2 separate regions of the Homo sapiens genome follow, and region 1 is linked to region 2. Evidence: chromatin contacts called from ENCODE Hi-C or POLR2A ChIA-PET data. All regions are on one chromosome and are shown on one strand. Each heading gives the region's core, a stretch centred on a gene start or an enhancer-like site at or near the end of the contact. The rest is flanking DNA. Distances are from core to core; before and after follow the strand shown. Region 1 has its middle 220 kb from the start of LINC01756. Region 2 holds the start of PTPRU (protein tyrosine phosphatase receptor type U).

Evidence for each region. A loop is a pair of places that touch in the nucleus more often than their neighbours do. ChIA-PET counts read pairs that join two places held with the same protein, here RNA polymerase II (POLR2A). Pooled maps may share reads with other maps.
Region 1: a loop to region 2 is called in a map of PC-3, with 8 times the contacts of the local background. The contact joins the enhancer-like site here to the promoter of PTPRU in region 2. A Hi-C loop is called at or near these places in 3 of 168 maps with a recorded cell type or tissue (PC-3, PC-9 and mammary epithelial cell) and 2 of 50 pooled maps. POLR2A ChIA-PET finds 5 or more read pairs at or near these places in 1 of 52 experiments (AG04449).

What each region holds. Positions count from the first base shown.
Region 1 is chr1:29,568,888-29,574,237 of GRCh38, reverse strand. No RefSeq gene overlaps it. Among named protein-coding and RNA genes, the nearest start is that of LINC01756, 220 kb to the right of the region's middle. RefSeq lists an enhancer at 3,203-4,402. Within about 2 kb of position 4,082, at least 3 of the 41 ENCODE cell types and tissues checked have a DNase peak (open chromatin) inside an H3K27ac peak, as active enhancers do; they include PC-3 and PC-9, where a contact is called at or near this core.
Region 2 is chr1:29,234,348-29,239,887 of GRCh38, reverse strand. It overlaps PTPRU (protein tyrosine phosphatase receptor type U), which reads right to left and starts at 3,366. Exons shown (of 30, transcript NM_133178.4): 1 at 3,171-3,366. The coding sequence starts at 3,243. RefSeq lists a silencer at 3,244-3,563.

The DNA of each region.
Region 1 (5,350 bases), core at 2,833-5,332, 330 kb before region 2:
TTCAGCTGTGGGATGTGGAACTTCCATCCAGAGATGTAGGTCTTGGCCATGCAGGAGGTGGGGCCAAACTTGCCCCAAATGCCCTGGGTGGGAGACCAAGGTCAGTGACTCTGCCCACACTGACTCTTCACTGCTCACTTCCCTGCTCAGCCTCTCTTGCCCCCTAGGCACTGGCTGTTCCCACACAATCTCTCTCAGGACAGGAGACAGAGGCTTTTCTTGCTTTTATTTTCAGCCTAGCATTTTTGCACAGATAACTTTCACAACTTTCATCCTGATTTGATGGTCATCTGGGAATTTGGTGCCACCCCTTCCTCCACCCTTGAGAGGTGCCCAACTCCCTCCACATATCTCTGAGATGCCATAAGGTGCACAAAGCCACATGAGGAAGGAGAGCCTGGGCAAGACAGGGGGGTTCCACTGGCCCCGCCTCTGCTTGGCCATGTGACACCACCCACTGCCTCCCACCTGGATAAGGATGGTTCTAGCAACTGGTAACCCCGACAAGGTCTGCACTTTACCAGGCCCCTCGCAGATCCTGTTTCCTGAAGAGTGAATCGGACAGAGAGCATCATGGCCCTCATCCTACAGGGGTGGACTCAGGCTTGAGAGCCAACTGGCCCAGCTGAGTTACTGCCAGTGCATGGACAGTGAAGGTCCTGAGCCCATAGCCCAGGCGCTCCCCTCCTTGGCCAGCAGAGCTGCTGTGAGAGACCTTCCTGCTGACCCAGTGACAGTGCTGGTAAGGAGAGCAAGTGATCTGATCATTCACAACCTCCCATTTACCAGGAAGACTATTCACTCCCTAAGTCTTAGCCACGTGTAATTTCTATAAATTCATACTATTTTACCAACATCTCTTATAGGAGGCTATTCTAACAAAATAGAAATTTAGAAGGCTGAAGAATGAAAATATTTATTGCAGTGTTATGACAGTAAAAAATATAACCATCCAAATTATATACATAGGAGATTGTTAAATAAATTATAGATTACTAATCACATGGACAATTTCCAAGAATATACAATGCAATGGGAAACTGATCGGCCTGGAGTGTCAGGTAGGAAAGCCTCAGATCTGTATCTGCACATGGAAGGACACAGCTGGGTCCACCAGTATCCACTTCTTTATCTGGACCCGGAGGAGAACGGTATCTCCCGCGGCCTTCACGTCAGGGTGGCCATAAGACTTGCACTGGACAATGAAGTATGAATAGAGGCAGTGAGTGTCCCTTCCAGGTGAGAGCATTTGAGTCAGCGCTCAGCTCCCCCTGTCCTCCTTCCCTGTCACGGTGACTTTAGAAGTACATGTGGAGACGTTGACATCCTCAGACAGTGGAGCCTCCATCGGTGACAGTCCCTGCTGTCTGTGATGACCACGCCCTCCCTGCAGACCACTGAGGACATGTAGCAAGAGCAAGAAACAATCTTTGTTATTTTGGGGGGTTGCTTGTTTTTTTAATCATATCCTAGTCTATCCTGACAGCCATGCCAATGGGAAAGCAATTATGAAAATATATACTTGTATATGAAGAGACAAATAAATGAAGAAAGATATTAATCAGGAAAAACTACTATCTTTGAAAGACAAGACACAAGATGAGTTATATACTCTCTTATATAAATGCCTTCACTTGCCAAATGCTTCACAGTAAGGATGCATGGCTGTGTTAGGAGGAAACATCAATGTCATTAACAAGAACACCTGGGCCCTGGCCGAGGCCATCCTCGTTCCAGGCTGCATTTTTCTCTCCTTCATCTCAGTCTCCTGGTCCACTTAGCATCTGTCCCGCCCAATTAGCCCTTTATTACAGATCATTTTGTTCTCTAATTGTCTGCCCTGCATAATTTAGCACAGCCATATACTGTCTTATTGCCAAACGTTTAATTTAATGTCTTTTGGCCTCAGTTTCTTCATCTCAAAGCAGAGTAGTGGCTGAAAAGGAGATCTTTAGAAGCCCCTCAGTGCCAACATTCCTTTGGGGCCAGGAAGAATCAAAGCTAGCACTGGCTTGGCACTTACTGTGTGCCAGGCACTGTGCTAAGTACTTTTCATGCATTAGTTCACTTAGTTATTTCAACAACTCCATGAAGGAGGTCCTATTGTTATCCACTCCTCTCGCCTATTTTACAGATGAAGATGCTGAAGTTCAGAAAGGTTTAGAAACTTGTCCATGGCCACACAGCTCAGAAGTGGTGGAGCTAGACCTTGAACCCAGGCAGTCTGCTCCCAGGTCCCTTCTCTTCCTGCTCCGGTGAGTGTCAAGTCTTTACTATGCCCAGACCCTGTGCCAGAGGCTTGATGCAGGAAGATAAGATGGGGTGCTTGCCTGCAAACAGAGTAATAATAACAACAATAATGATGATGATGAAAGTTACAATGCCAGTTAACATGCATTGAGGGCTCTCTTAGGTCCTGGAGTCCCCACAGCATCCTATGAAGCAGAGACTCCCAGTCTCCATGTTACAGATAAGGATGCGAGGAACAGCGAGGAACAGAACAAAACTCTGTTTTGTTCAGAGTCCCACCCCCAAGTATGCCTCGAAAGTGTCGTTTGAGCCCAGGAATCTGCCTCCATCTGATGTACCTTCATGAAGTCCTCACAATAACCCTATGTGCTCAGTATTAGCTTGCCAATTTACAGAGGGAAAAACCAATGGGGCTCACAAAGGTTAAGCCACTTGCCCAAGACACACATTGAGTGAGTGCTGGAGGCTGAACCTGAACCTGAGTCTGTGGGCTCCGGGGCCCATTTTCTTCCCACTGCTCCAGTGGCGAGAAGCCTAGAGGGGCCACCTGAATGCTCTCGGGGCAGAGAAATCACCAGCTGTGACACATCAGGATAGCAACAATAACAGAATCCTCGCTGAGCTTGTTACCGGTGTTGCTACACTTAATCCACCCCACAAGGTAGATGCTATTATTATCTTCAACTCACACTGAGGAGACTGAGCTCAGAGAGGTTAAGTAACCTTCCTGAAGTCTCAGCAGGGAAGTGGAAGAGACCAGGGTTAGCCAAAGCCTGTGATCTAACCATTAGGTCACACTATGCCTGGGACTCAGGGATCATTAACGAAGACTGGGCCTCCTCCACTGGGGTTTGGAATCAGAATCTAAAATCTTGAGGAGAGGCCTGCAAAGATAAAAGGTCTGATGCTGTCCTGAGAGCAGAGAAGAGAGAGAACATGAAAGCTCTGGGTAGGAAATGGAGGGAAAGCCAGGAACCCAAACAGCCTGGGTGGGCTCCCTGCAGGGCCCAGGTGGCACAGGCCAGCACTGCTTGAGAGAGGCTGCATCCTCTGCCTGTGGGAGTGAAACCACCTTTGCAAAATTAAGACTGAGACAGTGAACGAGTTCTCACTTAATCGACTCCATCTTGCTTCTAACCTCCAAGCTGTCCTTGTTCATTCCCAGGCGTAGGCAGAACTAACTTTGGGAGAAACTTAGTTTATAGTTTATAGTTTAAAACAAAGACAATAACAGCCCTTTCCCATGGAGACCCCCTTCTTGCCTGGGGACTAGATTGCCTGTGTAGGACTAACCTTAGCCACAAGATTAGAAATTATGGTTTAGGAGTCATGCAGCTGGAAGCTACAAGATTCTGACCTTCCCTAAACTGCTCCTAAGATCAGTGCTTGAGATATTTTGCAGACCCTGCACTTGATGGATCAGCTGGCACCACCCAGATCAATAAACTGGCTCATCTGAACTTGTGGCCCCCGCCCAGGAACTGACTCAGTGCAGAAGGACAGCTTCCCCTCCCTGTGATTTCACCCCTGACCAATCAGCACTCCTGGCTCACTGGCTTCCTTCCACCCACCAAGTTATCCTTAAAAACTCCAAATGCTCAGGGGAGACTGATTTGAGTAATAACAAAACTCTGGTCTCCTGCACAGCTGGCTCTGGTTGAATTACTCTTTCTCTATTGCAATTCCCCTGCCTTGATGAATCGGCTCTGTCTATGCAGTGGGCAAGGTAAACTCCTTGGGTGTTTACAGGAGCCTGGGATGAGTCACTGCATAACTGTGGCAAGTGCTGTCCACCAAGTGGACACCTGTCAGGCACAGCCAGGGTGACCGACGGCCTACTCATTGGGCAAGGCTCTGACTCACCATCAGTACTAAATCCAGCAAAAGTTGATGACCCAGCATAGTCATTCTAATTGCCATGGTCATGACTAAGAATATTGTGTGACGGCAACAAATTCAGAAAGTCTGAAGTGGGCCCCAGAGTGGACCATGGATGGTTTACTGGACATGATTTAAAGGATAGCATTGGGGAAGTACCTGGAAGCCTCGGGGAGACTGAGGTTGGGGGAACTCAATGTCTACACCAGCAGTGGGTGAGAGTGTGCACTTCACAGGGTCACAGAAGGCTGCATTCACCAAGGGGGACTCAGAGGATGTTGAAACAAATTTGAATAACAAAATGTTATAATATTCAAAGATTCAAAATACAGGATATAAAGATACTAAAATAGCCAAAATCAAAGTGAGTTTCACAAAACAAGAATACAATTGGATGTTAGAATGGGACGATGTTGGACACTTAGAACATTTGCATCACAGACTCTTGAAAATAGGCTATGAACATCTTGCGCTCAGAGAAACCCAGGCAGTGTGAGGCCAGGGGGACTGAGGGGCTTGAGAAGAGACCAGGATCCAGGCCTGCCTGTCCTTCTGCCCTTCCATCCACCTAACTATCCATCTTACTTGGCCTGGAAAGACGACTCCAAGATCATCCAGACCAGGAGTCTGGTACAGAGGCTCTGGGAGCTGAAGAAGGAAGCATCAGAGCAAGAAGTGAACCAGGCCAATCTGGGTCCACTTACACTGCCTCCATGTCTCTCTGTTACTGCAATAGCCCCGTCGGCACCCTGACCACTGTGCAACATCATCGTGTATCTAACCCTGTCTCCCTGATGAAGCTGAGAAAACAGGGACCCTCCCTCCTTGCTTCTCTTTCCTTCCCTGGCCCTCAGCATGGGGCCCACATGTGACCAAGAGGCATAGATGTAAGTGGTTGGAAGGACATCCTCTCTGGGCAGATCAGTTCCCCTGCCAAGCCTTTGCACATATTGTCCCCAGGTGCCAGTGAGGCCCCACTCTCACTGCCTTCAGTCCTGCTCAACATCACCTGCTCAGCCAAGTTTTCTGTGATCCCCTTCAGGAGCTAATCCCCATCCATCATTTTCTCCTCCAGCCTATGTTGGGTTTCCTCACATGTTCATCACCATCCCCTGTAACTGCAGAATCAGCTCAAAGTGATTAACAATTGCTTAAGTTGTTACAGGTGTCACAGAGCTAAAATTGCCTGGGCATGCATAATGGGAAAAAGCTTTACCCTAAT
Region 2 (5,540 bases), core at 2,117-4,616:
AACCCTTTGAGTTAAAATGTACTTTACAAAGATCCCTGGCACCATGAGGGAAAGAGGGAAGGAGGAGGCTGGAGTCTTCCTGCAGGTGAAAGATAGCTGAGGACGGACAGAAGGAGACAGATGAAAGAGTCTCTGAGAGGGCAGACAGGACGTTCCAGGATGCAGGAGGGCAACTAGGAAAAGGGGGGAGGGGGAGGAAGGAGGAGCACAAGGTACCCCCTGCAACTCTGGCCAACCCAGTCCTGCATGGAAAGGCCACCCCATATGCCCAGCTGAGCTGATGAAAATCATGGAAGGATGGTGGCCTGTCTCCATCAAGCACGATGCTTGCCCTAGGTTTTTTCTGACACCAGAGCTGGGCAGCAGGCTGTCCAGGAGCTCAGCGTCCCCACCTCGGCCACTGTCACTGCTTCCTGCTAAGTCCCCTCCCCTAGCCCCAGGGAAAAGGGAGGGATGCCCAGACAAGCCTTTATTGCCCAACCTGAAACCACTGGGCAGCCACTCCCTCATTCCTGCCGTCCACAACTCCTGCGACCAAAAGGACAAAATAGCAAGAACACAGCAGAATAAATAACTACCAGGTTTGCAAGGCTGAGAAGGCATCACACACCGCCCCTACCCGGAAGCTCCGGAGCCATTCAGGGAGCTGGGCTGACTCTGTCCAGACTGGGGACAAGGGGTATCACATCTATTCTACTTGGGCTTCTGAGTTCATCTCTAAGAATAACAAAGGGGGCCAGGAACTTTACAAGTGAGGTGATTTGCCAGACATCACATGAATAGCAAGTAGCAGAGGCAGAATTTGACACCTAATACCCCAGCTTTAAATCACAGCCTCTGTCTGGGGCTTTGCAACAACTCTCAAATCCATTTTTTGTTCCCTGGCACTCACAGACAGAGCCTTACTTTACAAGGTACTTGGTATCTACCAAAAGTGCCATACACCATTATCATGATGGCTATGAGGCAGAAGAGGAAACTGAGGCATCAAGAATGGGAGTAACCTGCTCTAGGCCTCACTCCCAAACTTCAGTTCCTGACAGTCCTCCTGCTGGCAGGGCTTGGGGCTTGTGAGTGTTCTTGAAATCAAAGCGATGGTGGTAGGAGCGGGGATGGGGCGCATACAGAACCCCGCGGGTTTGATTTCACGGTGGGAGAGGGAGGCAAAGTTGCCGCAGGACATGGGGGAGAAGTTGGGGAGGATGGGGTGGGAGGTCGCCTTGGGCGTCCTTTCGGGAACGGGGAGGTCAAAGCTAAAGCTGTGCCCTATGGCCCCGGAGCTGCAGGGCGAGGCCCAAGCGCTGGCCAGTGGCCGGCGCGAACGCTGGAGCCACAGGAGTTCCGGCCCGAGACACCGGAGCCAGCAGCAGGGCCGCGAACGCGATGCCGGGGAGGTCAGTTGTCTGCGGCTGGCGACCGTGAGGAAGCGGCTCCGCTCCAGCACGTGTCTCGGCTCGGATCCCGCCCCGGGCGTCTCCCGGCTACCCGGAGCCCGCGGAGCAGCCCCGCCGGTGGCGAGGGCGGGGGAGGTCACCCGGAGCAGGGCCCCGAAACTCCGCGGGAAGGGGCCGCGGTCTAGGATCCCAGGCCTCAGGGTGGGATGTGGAACACGCGCACGCACACACATCCGACACACCGTCCACACTCCGACGAGCACACGGACACACAAACACAGGCTCCGTATACATACATTCAGCTGCGCGCACACACACACGCGCACGCACACCAAAGACACCAGACTCCGAAACACACCCGGAGAACGCGACCACACAGCAGACAAGCGCGGAGCCACACGCTCACACTCACGCTCACACTCAAGCACACACCTGGCGGTCCCGGCCGGCCGGGAGGCCGCACAAAGTTGCAGGCTCCACCAAGGGAGTGTCCCGGGAGGCCCGGGCGTCCCCCGCGCGTCCTGCGCGCCAAGGGAGGGGGCGCCGTCCCCCGGCGGCGAGCCAGGCCCTGCCCGCGCCCGGACGTCGCAGCCCAGCCCGGGGACAGCCCCCGCCCGGCCGCCCGGGGCGCAGCCGCGGCCCGGCCACCGCAGGAGCGCCCGCCGGTCCGGCCCTCCCCTGCCCGCCCGCCGGCCCCTCGCTGGGGCCCGCTGGCCCGGGCGCCCCGCAGCCCCGGCGCCGCCTCGGATCAGCCGCCCGCCAGCGCCGCGCGGAACTTGCGAAACAACAAACAGTCCGACATGCCCGAGGCGGCGGCCGCGGGGCCCGGTCCTCCCCTGAGCCTCGGGCCCTGCCCGACCCGGGCAGCCCAGGGGGCGCCGCCGCGACAACTTGTTCCGGCCCAGCGCGCCACACACGCGCACACGCACACGCGCGCACACACGTCCTGCCACCGCCCCCTCGGGCGGCCCCGGGACCAGGGCACACTCGCAGCCGCGGCCCAGGCGCGCTCCACACTCGCAACATTCCTGGACGCGCAGCCAGCACACACGGACACATTCGCACACACTCACATCCGTTCCAGACTCGCTCCCACACACGCATTCCCGGCACACTTGGCATTCACTCGGACCCACGCGGCCCCCGGCAGCACACACCACATACCCTAGACACTCCCCACACGTACACAGCGCACGGACACACACGTTCCGGACCCGTTCCCACGCCTTCACACATGTACACGGATCTCAAAAGCACACACGCCACACACGCGTTCCCGGATCCACACTCAGGCGGGATCCAGAGAGCACCCTTGGCCACAGGCATAACACAAACACACAACCCACTCGCAGACACAAAACAAACAGCACTCCCGGCCAGGCATACAAAATGCAAACAAATGCAACACATTAGCAGATACAACTCCCGCAACACAACCAAACTCAGATGCACACACAACCCACTTGGCCACACAAACACTACACACTGGCAGACCCACAAGACACTCAGCGCACACCCAATGCCTCGATGCACACAACATTCACCCCCAACATACTCGCCGACACACATCACCTTTTCTTGCGCACAGAACTCACGGACACACAACATTCGCAGTCACGCAACACCCCGGGCACACAATCGCCCATCCTACGCTCAGACACACACAGGGAGCACGCTCGTAACGCCCGGTCACTCAACACTCACACTTTCTTCCGAGCTACGCCACGGGCCCCGAGGCTCGGCGGGGCAGGCTCGGTCCGGCCGCCGCGCGCTTACCTGCCGGAGTCTCGGTCTCCGGCGCGCAGAGCTGGAAGGTGAGTGCCAGCACGAGCGCCTGGGCACGGGCCATGGTTGGAGCGTCGCCGCCCGTCCCGGGGCCCGGCGCGGGGGACGCCGCCCCCGGAGCCCGAGCCCAGCCCGAGGCGAGCCGGAGCCCGAGCCGGAGCGGAGCGGCGCGGCGCGGAGCGGGACTGGCGCCGAGTCCAGAGCGCGAGCCGGAGCAAGCGGGGCGCTGACGTCAGGCCCGGCCGCGGGTTCGGCGGTCTCGCGGCGCTCCCTGCTGGCCACGGCGGGTGCTGCAGCGGGTCCGGCCGCCCGCTAGCCCTGGCGCGCCCCTCCCCCGCTCCCGCATCCTCCCCGCCATGAGGCCCCGCGGCTGGGTCTGGACGCCCACGGACGTCTCCACGGACCGGGCACCAACACTGCCAGGCGAGCACGCTCATGGCCCACGCCTAGCTCCCGTACAGCGCTCTCAGGGACGGTGACCCAGGGACACCCGGCCTCTGTCCCATCCGATGCCTGAATCCCTTGTACCTTGGCGCCTTCAAATGCGTGTTCTACATACCTCCAGGAACAGGGCGCTCATCACCTGGCCAAGAGCGGTTGTTGGGGCTTTGGAAACGCCGGCTTTTAGAAAGTTTTTCATTTCATGACGTGCAAGTCTACCTCCCTCACTAGCCCTCACTGGTCCTACTCTACCTTCTGGCTACACAGGTTAAATGTATTTGGGCCTCTACCCAGAACGAGCCCTCGCACTATGATCTGCAAACTCGTTGCTCATTACTATGTAAGACCAGGTACCTTCTATGTGTTTAACCCACATGGACTCATTTAATCATCATATATTAGGTATGCAATAATTATACTGCATAAATACTGTTATGCAACAGTATTTGACAGCACCGAGATTTGAATCAAAGTTGTTTGGTTTGAATTGAATAGGGGCTGAGACCTTCCTCCCATCTGGACACCTATTCATTCAACAAATATTTATTGGGGTCTATTCATTTATTCAACAATTACTATAGGCCAGGGTAGAGATATAAAACAGACAAAAATTCCCTACTCTCATGGACCTTACATTCCAGTGGGAAGACAAGAACAGTAAACAACCAAAAAAACAAAAACAAAAAAGCAAACCCTCTGGTGTACGTCCTTTATCACTGTCTCATACACCAGGAAATTTGGGGGTGGTGGGGGGACAGGGAAGGGAAGGGGAATTGTTGCAATTTCAAATAGAGTGCGGGCTATATGATGAGTTCATTATCTGTCTCCACCTCTAGAAATGAGCTCCCTTGGGAAAAGACTCATCTTGTATTTCCGTGCCCAGTATATGGCATGTTTTTATTATTTTATTTTATTTTATTTTATTTCAAGATGGAGTTTCACTCTTGTTGCCCAGGCTGGAGTGCAATGGCGCAGTCTTGGCTCATTGCAACCTCTGCCTCCCAGGCTCCAACAATTCTCCTGGCTCAGCCTCCCAAGTAACTGGGATTACAGGTGCCCACCACCACGCCCGGCTAATTTTCGTATTTTTAGTAGAGACAGGGTTTCACCATGTTGGCCAGGCTGGTCTGGAACTCCTGACCTCAGGTGATCCACCTGCCTCAGTCTCCCAATGTGCAGGGATTACAGGCGTGAGCCACCGCGCCCGGCCTCTGGCACGTAATTGATGCTCAATAAATACTGACTGGATGGAATGAATGAAAGGGAAATGGTCCTAGCCTTCATGAATCTTACATTCTATTAGGAGAGCCCAACAGCAAACATGTACATAAATATATCATTACCATCTAAGATATGCAAGCTAAAGGAAACGAGGGAGTATAATGATAAAGAACATAGGGAAGGGGCATCTCCTTTAGATAAGTGGTCCAAGAGGGCTTTGCTATAGAAGTGACATGGTGACATTTGAACTGAGACCTGAAGTATGAGAAGGAGCCAACCTCATGCAAATCAGTGGAGAGGAACATTGCAGTCAGAGGGGACAGCCTGTGCAAAGGCAGGAGCTGGTGGGTACAAGCAGCTGCAAGGAAGCCGGGCAGCTGGCATGGAGTGAGTCAGGGGCAGAAGGGAGCCAGGTGCAGCTAGACAAGTCAGCAGGGTCTGTAGGTCAGGCAAGAAACTATGAGCAAGGAAGGGGCTTGAGGTTCAACCCTAAGAGTAATTAATGGGAGGCCACTGAAGTGGAGTAATTAAGCAGAGGAGTAATAAGGAGTAATAAGTTCTGATCTCTGGGTTTTTTTTTTTTTGTTTTTTTTTTTTTACAGCTCCAGCTATAAAGACTGCTGAAGTAGGGAAAGCCATGGGCAGATGGGTCTGACCACTGGGCAGTGACACTGAACAAAGCGTAGGAGTTCAAGGTAT